Regions from separate parts of the Homo sapiens genome. Here regions 1, 2, 4 and 5 are each linked to region 3. A link is a contact called in ENCODE Hi-C or POLR2A ChIA-PET data. All regions are on one chromosome and are shown on one strand. Each heading gives the region's core, a stretch centred on a gene start or an enhancer-like site at or near the end of the contact. The rest is flanking DNA. Distances are from core to core; before and after follow the strand shown.

Evidence for each region. A loop is a pair of places that touch in the nucleus more often than their neighbours do. ChIA-PET counts read pairs that join two places held with the same protein, here RNA polymerase II (POLR2A). Pooled maps may share reads with other maps.
Region 1: a loop to region 3 is called in a map of B cell, with 23 times the contacts of the local background. The contact joins the promoter of INTS6-AS1 here to the promoter of NUDT15 in region 3. A Hi-C loop is called at or near these places in 2 of 168 maps with a recorded cell type or tissue (B cell and naive thymus-derived CD4-positive, alpha-beta T cell) and 10 of 50 pooled maps.
Region 2: a map of B cell shows a loop between it and region 3 (20-fold over the local background). The contact joins the promoter of WDFY2 here to the promoter of NUDT15 in region 3. A Hi-C loop is called at or near these places in 2 of 168 maps with a recorded cell type or tissue (B cell and CD8-positive, alpha-beta T cell) and 8 of 50 pooled maps.
Region 4: a pooled map shows a loop between it and region 3 (20-fold over the local background). The contact joins the promoter of TSC22D1 here to the promoter of NUDT15 in region 3. A Hi-C loop is called at or near these places in 8 of 50 pooled maps.
Region 5: a loop to region 3 is called in a map of CD8-positive, alpha-beta T cell, with 31 times the contacts of the local background. The contact joins the promoter of SUGT1-DT here to the promoter of NUDT15 in region 3. A Hi-C loop is called at or near these places in 1 of 168 maps with a recorded cell type or tissue (CD8-positive, alpha-beta T cell) and 14 of 50 pooled maps. POLR2A ChIA-PET finds 5 or more read pairs at or near these places in 2 of 52 experiments (CD4-positive, alpha-beta T cell and naive thymus-derived CD4-positive, alpha-beta T cell).

The regions. Positions count from the first base shown.
Region 1 is chr13:51,452,025-51,454,775 of GRCh38, reverse strand. It overlaps INTS6-AS1 (INTS6 antisense RNA 1), which reads right to left and starts at 1,431. Exons shown (of 2, transcript NR_103812.1): 1 at 1,358-1,431; 2 at 60-773. INTS6 (integrator complex subunit 6) reads left to right here and starts at 1,740. Exons shown (of 18, transcript NM_012141.3): 1 at 1,740-2,361; 2 at 2,721-2,751. The coding sequence starts at 2,251. RefSeq lists silencers at 975-1,294, 1,385-1,584, 1,815-2,074, 2,315-2,584, 2,595-2,714 and 1 more and an enhancer at 1,705-1,754.
Region 2 is chr13:51,583,130-51,585,829 of GRCh38, reverse strand. It overlaps WDFY2 (WD repeat and FYVE domain containing 2), which reads right to left and starts at 1,368. Exons shown (of 12, transcript NM_052950.4): 1 at 1,006-1,368. The coding sequence starts at 1,142. RefSeq lists a silencer at 1,148-1,517 and enhancers at 1,658-1,937, 1,596-2,116.
Region 3 is chr13:48,036,364-48,039,063 of GRCh38, reverse strand. NUDT15 (nudix hydrolase 15) reads right to left here and starts at 1,338. Exons shown (of 3, transcript NM_018283.4): 1 at 1,160-1,338. The coding sequence starts at 1,317. LOC124903172 (a long non-coding RNA gene) reads left to right here and starts at 1,072. Exons shown (of 2, transcript XR_007063788.1): 1 at 1,072-1,458. RefSeq lists enhancers at 842-1,001, 1,052-1,291, 458-1,333, 1,334-2,210.
Region 4 is chr13:44,574,887-44,577,586 of GRCh38, reverse strand. It overlaps TSC22D1 (TSC22 domain family member 1), which reads left to right and starts at 1,257. Exons shown (of 3, transcript NM_183422.4): 1 at 1,257-2,700. The coding sequence starts at 1,513. It overlaps TSC22D1-AS1 (TSC22D1 antisense RNA 1), which reads right to left and starts at 1,691. Exons shown (of 3, transcript NR_038381.1): 1 at 1,317-1,691; 2 at 410-545. RefSeq lists silencers at 265-504, 515-1,224 and an enhancer at 1,545-1,784.
Region 5 is chr13:52,651,015-52,653,780 of GRCh38, reverse strand. It overlaps SUGT1-DT (SUGT1 divergent transcript), which reads left to right and starts at 1,474. Exons shown (of 1, transcript NR_170300.1): 1 at 1,474-2,476. SUGT1 (SGT1 assembly cochaperone of MIS12 kinetochore complex) reads right to left here and starts at 945. Exons shown (of 13, transcript NM_006704.5): 1 at 823-945; 2 at 678-735. The coding sequence starts at 860. RefSeq lists enhancers at 465-584, 694-1,195, 1,305-1,644 and a silencer at 945-1,214.

The DNA of each region.
Region 1 (2,751 bases), core at 182-2,681, 3.4 Mb before region 3:
CAACTTTCTGCCTTGGAGTAGCTAGTAATATGTAGCATTTTCCTAGAAAACATAAGCTCTTTGAAGACAGGGACCACATTTTATTTATTTTTTATATGCACCACACCTAATACACAGTACATCCTCAGCAAGTACTGGCTGTAAAGCCTATATTCCATGCTCTTATTTTGTAGTCCAAATCACTTTAAAAATCACACTTCTTCTATTGTTCATACTCATAGAAGAGCATATTACTCAAATAGCTCTGCTATAAATTAACAGTAAGTTTCAGAAGTTATACCAAGTCACGAGACTCAGATTTTTAAAAAGTGCCACAAAGTGTCTCTTCTGTGTCAATGTTAATAGAACCCTTTCTTTAAATGATCAGTAGGCAAATTAAGAATTTCCGGATAAAGAACAAACTCTGGAAAAACAAAGCTAGTGGGAGAGGCCCTGTAAATACCTACCTAGTCTTACAAGGGCTGTCTCTAACTCAGCTTGTATTTTAGGCAGCGTCTTCAGTTTTTCAACTAATGTGTTTGAGAAAACTGTTTTCCTCGGACATGCAGGCGTGGACTCCTTACTTCAGGTAAGGTGACAGCAGCTTGACAGAGAGTGCCTTCCCTCCCACGGCATTTGGGACGAGGCTGAAGGAAAGACACAGGCGGGGTTACGGGAAACCCATTCTCTGCGCCATCTGGGCAAGCTGAAGTCAGTTTTTCCGCTTTCTCACGAGGTAATGGATTATCATGGGCTCAGGTCCCCTTCAGCTCTGAAACAGGTATTCTATGGCTCTAAGTAAACACGGCAAGAGACAGGTTATTTCTTTGGTAAGATCAGTTGTATTTCCCAGAGAATAAAACGGGCAACAAACCATTTATCGATATGTGAGTCTTCCCCCTAGGCCCTAGCTATTTGGGGTTGGATAAAGAAAAAGAGGGTTTGCTTCCTTTTTGGCGGGTCCTCCAATGACAGGGCTCCTGGCCCGCTGCGGGTCCAACTCCCACCTCTCGTGGCTCCCCCGAGGCCGAGCGAGGCTCCGTGCGAGGACAGCCCCTCAACCGCACTCCCCAGAGGGAGCGCTGGGACTCGCGGAGGAGATTAGTCCCCGGTCATAAACAACCTCTCACTTCCCCTCCCCCGCCCGCGCCCGCTCGCGCCGGGGCGGCGCGCCGGGGCGGCCCTCCGAGGCCCAGGAACCTCCTCCGGCGCCCGCGAGGCCCCGAGTCCTCCTCCGGAGGGCGGCTGCGGGCCTGCCCTCTTCTCCTAACCAGGTGTTTGTCCACTTTACTCAACCCTTCTTACTCGTCCACGCTACGGCCACCTCACAGGGGCGGCTGACGCCAGCCCCTTTTTCCCTCCCCTCGACCCCTATCACCTCCAACAGCCAAGGAGAGGCCGGCGGCCCTGACGCGCAGGCTCACCGCCGCGGCCGCCCCGCGCGCGCGGACGCGGCCCCCGCCCCCACCTCGCGGTCCTTCCGCAGTCCGGCCCCGCCCCTTCCCGAAGCCCGCCTCCGGGTCGGCCCGCCCGCCCGCTCGCGCGCACCCGACGCCCCGCCTCTGCGCGTGCTCAATAACTGTCCCCGGAGCCGGCCTACAAGCTTCCCCCGCCCCTGAGCTGTTTAAATATGCTAATGAAAGGATAGGGCCTGACCAGTAGAACGGCGAGGCGGTGTATCACGTGGCTCGGGGACGTGTCAGGGGCGGAGCCTCCGCAGCCCCTGCCCGAGTTAAAACCGGAGTGTGAGAGAGAAAAGCGCTTCAGTAGCGAGAGGGGCTGAGAAAGTGGTGACACCGCCGGGGTGCGGAGGGAGTCCCTGAAACTTCTCCCAACAGCCCCAGGGCCAATCTTCCCTCAGCCCACTCCCCTCTTCGCCAGCTCCCAGGTCCCCACTCCTGTACCGGGGGTGGGGTGGGGAGCCAGGCCCGTCTCCCGCTGGGACACACACAGGGGCCGGGAGCGGGGACGGGACCCCCGAGGCGGGGGGGACGAACCGACAGACAGACGGCTGGGCGCCCGCCCCAGCGGGCAGGCAGGCAGGAGGAGGCGGAGGCGGGGGTACGACGGGGAGCACTGGGTCTGGGGAGTTTCCTCTCAACTATCGGGGGAGAAACTCCCCGCAGCCGGAGGAAAGACCCAGACAGTGTTTTCCTCCCGGGGGCCGTGCTCCCCCGCCCCGCGTAGCGGCGGTCGCCGCCACCGGCGCCTCCACCTCTACCATCTCCTCTTTCTCCACCACCTCGGGCCCCGGTGTCCCCGGCCAGCACTATGCCCATCTTACTGTTCCTGATAGACACGTCTGCCTCTATGAACCAGCGCAGCCATCTGGGCACCACCTACCTGGACACGGCCAAAGGCGCGGTAGAGACCTTCATGAAGGTACCGACTGACCGAGCCCGGGCGGCGACCCCGGCCCGGCGGCCCGCGGGCGGCAGGGTGGGGGAGGGCGGCCGGGGCGGGGGTGTCGGGGACCTGACTGCGGGAGCTGCCGGGCTCGGGGACCCCCTCCCCCACCGCGCGGGCGGGCGGGCGCTGCGAGCCGGGTTCGGCCGGGGCCCGGGCTCCGGCCCCGGGCGGTGTGTGGGGAGCGATCTGTGTGTGGGGGACGGCGTGGAGGGGTGGCCGCTGCGTGTGCGGTACTGTGGGGGCGGCGGGGCCGCTGGGCGCCCCTTCTCCGCCTCGTAACCTCGCCTCTGTGCTTCCCTGTCGCCCGCCCTGTTCCTCCTCCCGTCCCGCAGCTCCGTGCCCGGGACCCTGCCAGCAGAGGAG
Region 2 (2,700 bases), core at 119-2,618, 3.5 Mb before region 3:
CTCTCAATTTTGAGTCACCAAGAAAGGATACTTTACCTCTGCATGATTTGAACTTATATTAAGAAAACCTACTTACTGTAAAATCCCCGTGTTATGTACCTCTACAGTGTTCTTTTGTAAGAATGCTTATATAGATTTTACCAAAGAAACAATTTCAGATAAATTATCATAATACTATCTTCAAGCAACATTACTCTAGAAATTAGCTTCATCAGCTTTATTCCTGCATATTCAAGGAAATTCAGTTAAAGCGAAAACGCAAAACAGAGAGAGTATTTGAAGGCAGAACAACTAGTTCCACTTCTGCATATTAAGCAAAATTAAGCAAAAATAAAGGAAACAGGCAAAGGGAAGGAACTCAAGAGCTATTTGCAGCAGTGATCCGTTACAAGTTCTACGCGCTTCTCCTCGAGCTCCAAGAGATAAGGAGGGGAAAGGAAAGAAGGCACCACGCAGAAGCCTAAACTTACTCTTGGTACAACTTAGAATATTCACTGAATTCAGCCTAAGATGTCTGGGTTATCTGGATTCAGTAGGAATGTCTGGGAAGAAGGAGTGGCATTTGCTTTCTCCGTTTGAAACCCTGGGAGCTGTACGAGAGTACCCCAAACCCCTTGGTTATCTTGCAGAGGCGGCTCAGGGCATCGTTCCCCAAGCACACACCTGCAAAGCCGGGCGGCTCCTCCCCTCTTTCCCTCCTGTCCTCAGGGATGGACCAAAGTCCCTCCAGCGCACCGTTAGCCCGAGGGCCACCCGGCTCCCGCAGGCACTACCCAGCCCGGGGTGAAGCCGGAGCGCTCGCCGCCGTCCCGGCTCCGCTTCCCGGAGCCACACAGCGGAGGCGGCGCGCAGCTGAACACCGGCACCACCAGGATGCGCATTACAATAAAACTTGGGGGAGCAAGTCTACACTCGCGCCGACGTGAAGGCACAGCCCCTGACGCGGGCTCGAGGGCCGTCGGCCCGTCCCGCCCCTCCTCGCGGCCGAATGGCAGTAGTCCATACCTGTCCTCGGAGACGCTGATGACGCCCTCCTCTTTGGGCACGATCACGGCCATATTCACCACCTCCTGGGACCCCTCCATCCGCTGCAGCAGGATCGGCTTGCGGGTCAGAGGCTTGGGCTGGATCTCCGCCGCCATCGGAGGAGGGGGCGCGCCTGGGGCGCCGCCGCCAACCGCGCCGCGGGGCCGGGCTGAGGAGACTGCTGGAGCACGGACACAGGTTGAGACAGAGACTCTGGCTGGCCGGAGCGGAACGCCGGAAACCGGCGAGCATAGCCTGGCCGCCTCTCTCGGGAACGACTCCGCGCTCCCTGCTTCAGGCACCAAAACCGCCACGACCTGGGATGCAAGCCGGCGCCACTACAAGAGGAGGGGGCGGAGCGCCGGGGGGCGGAGCCTGTGTGGGCGGGGCCTGCCGCAGGGGGTAGCCGCTGGTGGGCGCGAGGGCGGCTCCACTTCCGGGAGGGTGGTGAAGGAGGAGGGGAAACCTGGAGCAGGAGGCGGGGATCTGGTATCCCAATGCGCGTGCGTCAGTCCCGCAAGCCCATTTTCACCCCTCCCCTCCGCGACTCCCCGGGCGCTGCAGCACCACTAGGACGCATGCGCTTTCCGTTCCTCGCGGTCTTCTCTCTGCCTTACACACCCAAGGGTTAGGCTCCTCCCTCTTTAACCTCCCGTGAACGCGCGTATACACACCCCTGGGGACGCGCTTGCCAGACGCCACGCCCCTTCGAAATTCCCTGAAAAGAGGGCGGAGGTGGGGCGGGGAAAGGAGCGCCTCAGCAAGACCGGAAAGAGAAGAGGCCTGCAGGAAGGAAAGCCGCCCAACTCGTTGGGACGTGACTTGGCATGCGCGCGGGCTACCTGGCCTAGCGGTCTTAACAATGAAGCGCGGCGGGAGGCCGCTTACTGCTCCCAACATGCACCAGGCCCAGGCTGCCGGAGGGAACCCAGTGGCCTCCTGGGAGTCGTAGTTTCTTGGAGCCTCCGCCCCCTTGTCCTGGAATGACCTATCGCCCACTTTCTGCGCTATGGGCCTGAGGAGCTCAGCGGCCTCCAGGGCCATTGGCCAAGTCAGGACCCAGACTTGCCTCTATGGGAACTGAGGGGCAGCCCCCAGCTGAGTAGGACGTCACCACTCCTAGGGTCAGACTGATGCTCGGAATAGTGGCACGGAAGGGACATGAAAAGGAGAGAATCTTTCATACAGACATCTTCAAGGGAGCTCAGAGAACATATGGGGTGTCTATCCCCTCGTTTTCTTAGATGGCTAAATTACACAGCCAAGGTTACTTTAGTGCAAAGTTAGGGCTAAACAACCCCTCCTTCCCTCCAGACTTGAACCCAGGCCCCTAGTGCTGGCTTCTTTCCATTTCCCCAGCAATCCAGCCTTTTTAGCTTGCTCCAGACACAACGGACAGAGTTACTGTAGTTACTGACTGAATGTTAGGTGCCTACCAGAAGGCCTGGCATGTGGGGTTGATCGTGAAGACTAAGCTCTGCTTTTTTATCTTGCCCAAATTCCTATCTAAGGGGTCTGGGGAGTCATGGCCTACAAAAACCATAAATTCTCATCAGATGGGTTTTGACCATGTAGGTCATGACTTACTTTCCAGTCTGACTCTGGCGTAACAAGGAAGAAAATCAAAATGTTTTACCCCAAATTATATTTCCTTGCCATGCCTTAAAATTGCCC
Region 3 (2,700 bases), core at 89-2,588:
GGATATCATGCCCAGAGGACACCAATGGATGGATCAGAGCAGCATCAGTCACCTGAATGGCTTGCTCTCTCTCCTCCTCCAACACACTGGAGAAAGAAGGAAACTCAGAGACAGCCAGGTGAGAAGAGGAGGAGGATACAGAAAAGCAGAACAATGGCTCACACCTCCTTTATGCACTGCAGGGGAGGGATTAGAAACTGGAAGTGACACTGAAGGTTTAAATTGGATTGGACTTTTAAATGCTTGGAAGTGAATCATACTGACCCAAATGTGATTTATTTTTATAACCAAGTGACAAGAAAACTATAGAATTTGCAGGAAACGTCACTGAAGAGGGAAAGAAAAAATCATGTTTGAAGGCAGTGGAAGGAGAAAATAAAACCATTTCCTGTTTGTTCTCCCATCAAATTTAGCCCACTGAGTATGCCAGTTATGTAAAGATCAAATGAAAGTATACATGCAAAGAGCTTGGCATATTATCCAGCCTTTAACAAAAAGCCCATTAGAGCTCAATGTTGGCTATGGTCATTGACCTCACGGGTGGATCACCTGAGGTCAGGAGTTCGAGACCAGCCTGGCCAACATGGCGAAACCCCGTCTCTACTAAAAATACAAAAATTAGCACGGCGTGGTAGCGGGCGCCTGTAATCCCAGCTACCAGGAGGCTGAGACACAAAAATCGCTTGAACCCAGGAGGCGGAGGTTGCAGTGACTGGAGATAGCACCACTGCACTCTGGCCTGGGCTACAGAGCGAGACACAGTCTCAAATCAATCAATCGATCAATCAATCAATCACATGGAAACGGTGCAATGTCTTAGCTGACAATATCGGGCTGCTGGAGGTTTACACACACCTGCTTTCCTCCTTTTGTGTGTAAGCTGTGAGAAACACACCTCACAGACGAACTCCCAACCACCACCCAGCAGGGGCGCAGCCGGAAAGACCCAGCTAGCAAAGACCTCGCCTGACCCAGCACAGCGCCCCCTCCTGGGCGCGATCCTACGTCGCCCAGAAGTCGAGGGGAGGAACCGAGGGAACGCGCAAGAAAGGACGCAGCGTCAGCGCGGACGTTCTCACGCACGGCACACGGAAGCAAGCACGGCGTGAGTTCGTCCCTCTGCGCACGCCCCGGTTTCCTCGCGTCCGCGGCTGCTCACCCGAACTCCAGATGACCTCCAGGGAGTTGGAAACTGCCAGCTCCAACCGAGCCTTTCCTCTTCCCCAGGAGGACGCAACGCGGATGCTTGCAGCTGGTCACCACGACTCCGACTCCGACTCCTGGCCGCCGCCCGCGCGGCTGTGCGCTGGCCGTCATAGCGCGCGGGAGGACGCGCCTGGCAGCGGCAGGAAGTGACGCGCTCACTACCCCGTCCCGCGGCCGCAGCCAATCTCTCCCCGCGAGGGCGGAGGCGCCGAAATCAAAGCGAGAGCGCCTCGGCCTCTCCAGCTGTCCGCGGTGCGTAATGCGTCGCGGAGGGCTATCAGGTTGGGGAATGCCGTGTTTCCTTCCGAAGGGCAGCGTGCCTTAGAGTTTCGCTGTAACTAAAGTCGCTTACAGTTGTGCTTTGAATATTCATCACCCGTCAGCCTATCCACTCCCAGATTCCTGCAAACCATGCATTTACATGTACAAGCCGCCTGCTCTTACCAACCTCGGCACCACTGCACATTCTTTTTTCCGTGAATGACCTCGCCCACCATGGTGCACCCATTTGCCCTGTAGCTCAAATCAGCGTGGTACCAGGATAAGGATAGGTCGTTTAGAAACATCCCATTATAAACAACTATGCTTAAGGTATATTCATAAGTCATGGGAGGAAATAAAGGCTAATTGATAAATCATGCTGGGAAGAGTTAGTTACAAACAGTGGAAAACAGACATTTTCAGATGTTTGCACACCATGCACCATGCAAAATACAAACCAGCTGAATCATAAAAACAAATGACTAGTTACTGGGAGGGTTTTCTCTCTTTCTCATTATTTTTACTTCTACCAAAGTAATGTGCACATACTGGTAATTTTATTTTATTTTAATTTTCACCAAGCTAGCTAATTTTCTTTCTTTTTTTTTTTTTTGTGGAGGTGGGCTGTCGGTCTTTTGTCGAGGCTGATCTCCAACTCCTGTCCTCAAGCAGTCCTTCCACTTGGGCCTACCAGAGTGCTGGGATAACAGGCGTGAACCACTGCGCCTGACCTATAGCTATAATTTTAAGAAGTAAAATGGTGCAAAAACCGCAACAAGAGCAACCTGACCCTCCTACTTTCAGAAACAATCACTTTTAACTCTTTGAACTGTATTTCTGATATTTGCCTACTTATTTCTAAGTAATATGCTTACTCTCCATGTTATACTAAATGGGTATTAAGCTTTTCACAGCATCTCTCCTCACTATCAACATTCACATTCATTACAAAGGTACTTACAATATCTTCTCAAAAAATGGTAGTATATAAAAAGGATAATATATTGAACAATGAGATTAATCCCAGAAATACTAGGTTGGCTTAATATTTGAAAAGCCAATGTAATTCAGCATATTAACAGAGGGAGAAAGGAAATACATATAATCATCTCAATAGATGCAGAAAAAAATTAATAAAATCCGATACTCAGTTGTGATTAAAAAAACTCCACAAAATCTCTGAGCAAACTAGAAATAAAATGAAACTTTAACATGATATATGGCATCTACAAA
Region 4 (2,700 bases), core at 8-2,507, 3.5 Mb after region 3:
GGCTCCACCACTCCCGGCTTCGGCGCCTCTGCCAGCCTTCGGTAATTTCCGTCGGGAGACCTGGCGCTCGCCTAGGCCCGAAGACCCGCCGCCTCCTGCCCCGCCAGACCCGGCTTTATGTCTGCGGCGCCGAGGCGCATGCGCAGACGCCATCTTCCCTCCTCCTCCTCCGCCTGCCCCCTCCCCCCAGCCACCACCGCCTCCTCTCGCCGGCGGTCGCCCCTCCTCCTCCTGCGCTCCGCGCTGGTCCCTCCCCTCCCGATGCCGCGAGAGACTGGGGGATACGGTGGAGCCGGGGGAGCCGAAGAAGAGCACTAGTAACAACCACCACAGCCCCCTCCCCGCCCGACACCCTCCCTCGGCACCCACTCACTCCCCCGCCCCGTTTGCCGACACCGACCAACCCCACCTCGTTCCTTTGAACGGCGTCGGCTGCAGTCGCTGCACCAGCCCGTCTGGCCACCAACGCCGCGGAGAAAGGAGCCGCCGCCGCCTGCGGCCCTCTCCCGCCCGGTCGCGGGAGCAGCGGGGTGAGGAAGAGCCGGCTGCGGAGGAAGAGGATAAGAGAGGGTCGCACCCTCCGCCCTAGCGCACGTCCCGCCGCCCTCCGGAGAGGCTCGGGTGCCGGCCCCTTCCTCCCCGAGGACGTGTGCCGAGTCGAGGCGCCTGCCCTGAGGGAGGAAAATGCTCGGGCTCCATGGCTGCCAGTGATGGAGCGGTCCCTGGGCTCCCGCTGCCACCGCCGCCGCCGCGCCCCGGCCGTGCTCCGCGAGGACCCGGCGTCTCTGCGCGCCCGCCCGCGCCTCGTTGCTGGGCTCACCGTACCGGGCGCCTCGCCGCCGCCCCGCTCGCAGCCGCGTCGCCCCGGCCCCAGCCGCGGCCAGCGTTTCCTCACCGAGCAGCCGCCGCGAGCCCAGGGGGTTTGAAAGGGTCTGCGGGGCGCGGGGGGAGGGCCGAGCGGGGCCGGGAGGGGAGGTTTGAGCGACACTGAGCTCGGGGCTCGCTGGCGGCGGCGGCGGCCCCGGGGGTGGCGAGGGGAAGGCGACATTTGCTTGGCGCTGCCTCCGTGCAGAGCGGCCGGGAGGGCTTTGCAGCGGCCGCCGACGCGGCGGGAGGAGGGGGCTGAGGCGGCTTCGGAGTTGGCCGGAGAAGGTGGGCATTTCTCGCTTTTCCTCCCCTTCCTGCGCTCTCCCCCTCCCTCCTGCCCCGCACCCCACGTGAAGCAGAATATAAAGGGGGGTGTGAGGCTAGAGGGGAAAGTGAATGGCGAAGGACTGAAGGGATCCCCCCTTCGGGTCCCCGGCCGCCCTGTTCACCCTCGTTCATCCTCCTTTCCGAAGCTCGCTCTCGAAGGCAGGAGCGACCGGCGCCTTTGGCTGAGGAGGAGGAGAAGGAGGAATCGCGCCAGGCGGAGCGTCAGGTCCCGTTTTCCTCTCCGGCGTCTCCAATACAAAGATTACGGTGCAGAAGGAAATTGCACTCGTCTCCTCCGCGCCCCCGGTACCCAACACAATGCACCAGCCGCCTGAGTCCACCGCCGCGGCCGCCGCCGCTGCAGACATTAGCGCTAGGAAGATGGCGCACCCGGCAATGTTCCCTCGAAGGGGCAGCGGTAGTGGCAGCGCCTCTGCTCTCAATGCAGCAGGTACCGGCGTCGGTAGTAATGCCACATCTTCCGAGGATTTTCCGCCTCCGTCGCTGCTTCAGCCGCCGCCCCCTGCAGCATCTTCTACGTCGGGACCACAGCCTCCGCCTCCACAAAGCCTGAACCTCCTTTCGCAGGCTCAGCTGCAGGCACAGCCTCTTGCGCCAGGCGGAACTCAAATGAAAAAGAAAAGTGGCTTCCAGATAACTAGCGTTACTCCTGCTCAGATCTCCGCTAGTATCAGCTCTAACAACAGTATAGCAGAGGACACTGAGAGCTATGATGATCTGGATGAATCTCACACGGAAGATCTCTCTTCTTCGGAGATCCTTGATGTGTCACTTTCCAGGGCTACTGACTTAGGGGAGCCCGAACGCAGCTCCTCAGAAGAGACCCTAAATAACTTCCAGGAAGCCGAGACACCTGGGGCAGTCTCTCCCAACCAGCCCCACCTTCCTCAGCCTCATTTGCCTCACCTTCCACAACAGAATGTTGTGATCAATGGGAATGCTCATCCACACCACCTCCATCACCACCATCAGATTCATCATGGGCACCACCTCCAACATGGTCACCACCATCCATCTCATGTTGCTGTGGCCAGTGCATCCATTACTGGTGGGCCACCCTCAAGCCCAGTATCTAGAAAACTCTCTACAACTGGAAGCTCTGACAGTATCACACCAGTTGCACCAACTTCTGCTGTATCATCCAGTGGTTCACCTGCATCTGTAATGACTAATATGCGTGCTCCAAGTACTACAGGTGGAATAGGTATAAATTCTGTTACTGGCACTAGTACAGTAAATAATGTTAACATTACTGCTGTGGGTAGTTTTAATCCTAATGTGACAAGCAGCATGCTTGGTAATGTTAATATAAGTACAAGCAATATTCCTAGTGCTGCTGGTGTGAGTGTTGGGCCTGGAGTTACCAGTGGTGTTAATGTGAATATCTTGAGTGGCATGGGCAATGGTACTATTTCTTCCTCTGCTGCTGTTAGCAGTGTTCCTAATGCAGCTGCAGGGATGACTGGGGGATCGGTTTCAAGTCAG
Region 5 (2,766 bases), core at 225-2,724, 4.6 Mb before region 3:
TTATCTTTAGGTTCTCCTTTAATTCTTATTATTTAACTCTTGATCTTTTACATTCCTTTACAGCTTTATGGTTTGCCTTCATTGCACACCTACAAAAAGTGATTTCTAGGTTAGCTGAGTATATAACCAAGACTTTAACCCACAGCAATCAGCGCCTTTGCACACAGCCACTCCAAAAAAAAATTTTGATGAATATACAAATGAGTGAATAATGAATTGTGATAAGACATCTGGAAAGTTTCAGGGACGTGAGGGAAAAGGGTTTTGCTCCAGTAGACTGACTTCATACCGACACTTTTACGTAAGAATGGCAAGAATTATTGTCAAACGAAAAAATTAACTTCATCGAGCCCAGAGTCCACTTCTCTAATCATAAATGTCATTAAAAAAAAAATCCTTTCAGCCAAACTACAAATGCCAACCATGCTCCCAAGAAATAGAGGAGGTTTTTCTCAGGAGCTGTAGGGAGTGGAAAGGGCAAGACAGGAGTCTGGGGTAACGCGGCTACCGTGTAACAGAGAAAAGAGACGGAGAATCTCAATACCGGAGCTGAGACGCAGCATCAACAAGAGCCTGGGTCCCTGTCCGGCGGTGCGGGGAGAAGGCGGGTCAGCGGGGACCCGAAGTGGCCCAGCTCCCCTAAGAAGAGTGGAGGAAGCAGAAATGGGCTCTCTCACCTCTAACGCCGCCTGGGGGTCCTCGTCGATTAGGGCATCCGAGAAGCTCTGGAAAAACCTGTCAGGAAAACAACGACTTCAGCAGGGCTCACTAGCCAAGGAAAGGGGGATAAAATAAATACCAAAGGGAAAGAAAAACATGCACCTCTGGGATGTTGCAGTTCCTGCTGCAGCCGCCGCCATCCCTCGTAGTCGCTGTTGCTGCCGCCGGAGCTGCTACTATCACGGTTACCACCTCCACCACCGCCCAAGGGGGAAACTTCTGGAGAAACACCAACCGAGCTTCCGTCCTAAATAGCCAGCGAGCAGCCACGCAGCGTGCTGCTAGGGGGACGGGAGGCGACACGCCGGCGCGGGGCCGGCTGGGACAGTGGAGGACCGATTCCTCCCAGCCGCACCCCGGCCCAGGACCCGCGCTCCCAGTCCCCGCCCCTCGCAGCCATGGTTACGGAGGCCTGGGGCGTACACGTTCTTCCTCCCTTCCACCGCGCCCACGCCAGCGGGCACTCCCACGGAGCTTTCAGTAGTACTTTAGAAGCACTTTTGTAACGTACTGTCATCCCTAAGGAACGTGTGGCGGTTAGGGGCGTTTGTATGTCTGTTAATAACGGAAGCTACTTCGAGCTCCCATTTTCCCTAGTTTTTATCATGGCTGCCACAGCTAGCCAAGCCCTTTCGCCTCCATTACGTCTTTAGCGGCTGCGTGGTCTCTTCCGGGAGCAGAGGCCCGGATGACGCGTGGATCCCCGCGATCTTTGGGCTGGGGATTCTAAACGACTGGGACTTGCCGGAAGTCATTCTGCACTAATAGCGGCAAAAAGCCTTCTGGTTCCTGGGGCGACGCGCCCGGCGGCCGTACTATTCACTTCCCCAGAACGCCACAGCCCAGGCTTTCTTCTTAGTGGGCTTCCCAGACCAAGAAGGGAAACCTTTCATCCGAAGGTACTGAGGGGAGGAAGGTGGCCTGAAGTTATCTCAGTGCCGCTTTGTTTCCCACCCCAGTCGGTCAGCCCTTCCTCAGCGCCCTTTAACCCTTGCAGATCGGATGGAGAAAGCTGCCAGCACGTTCTAGGGATGGGGGCAGATTGAGGAGCGGGAGGGAGTAGTCTTTGTCTAACTTTATACCAGTACCAAACTATGTTAATTTAATGTAGTTTTATAATAAATCTTTAAGTCCTGTAACTTATTCTCCCAAGATTGTTTTGGCTTATTCTACGGCCTTTGTATTTCTAGGTGAATTTTGGAATTAGCTTGTTAAAAAGGGGGGGGATTTTTTATTGGGCTCGCATTGAATCTATAGATCTGTTTGGGAAAACTAGTATCTTAACAACAAGTCCTTCAATCCATGAATATCATTCTTCCCCCACCATTTATTTAAGCGGTCTTTAATTTCTCCTGGCAATATTTTGTAGATTGCACATATATCTATATTTTAATGCAGCTGTGCTTGGATAGATTGCAGTATAGAGATCATATATATCTTTCATTAGATTTATTCTTGAGTATTTAGTGTTTTGTATACAATGTTAAATGGCATTTTGACTTTTTTATATTCTACTCGTAAGAATAAACAATATTGATTTTAACATACTGACCTTATATGCAAGCATCTTGCTAAGTTCCCTTGTTATTTGTAATACTCTGTAGATTCTTTCGGAATTTCTGTGATCAAAATCTTGCAATCCACGAATAAAGATGGTTTAACTTCTCTGTAACCTTTATACCTTTTATTTTTATTTATTTTTGCCTTTTGTTGCTGGCTAGTGTTTCCACTATTGAATAAAAACAGTGATAATGGACTTCCTTGTCTTGGTCATAACATCAGGAGGAAAGCATTGAATATCAACTGCTTTTTCTGCCTTTATTGAAATGTTCATTTGTATTTTTTAATGTTACTGTGAATTACCTTGGTTAGTTTTCAAATGTTATCTAAATGGCCAATTGTCCTTCTGGACCCCACTGACTCCAGTTGGGATGGCACTGTAAGAAGAGAGGCAGAGTCAGTGAAGGAGACAAGGTTTATTCAGGATTTACATACAAGGGTGGTCCGGTGGTGGAGGGCTGACCTGGAGAACTGCTACCATTTGTA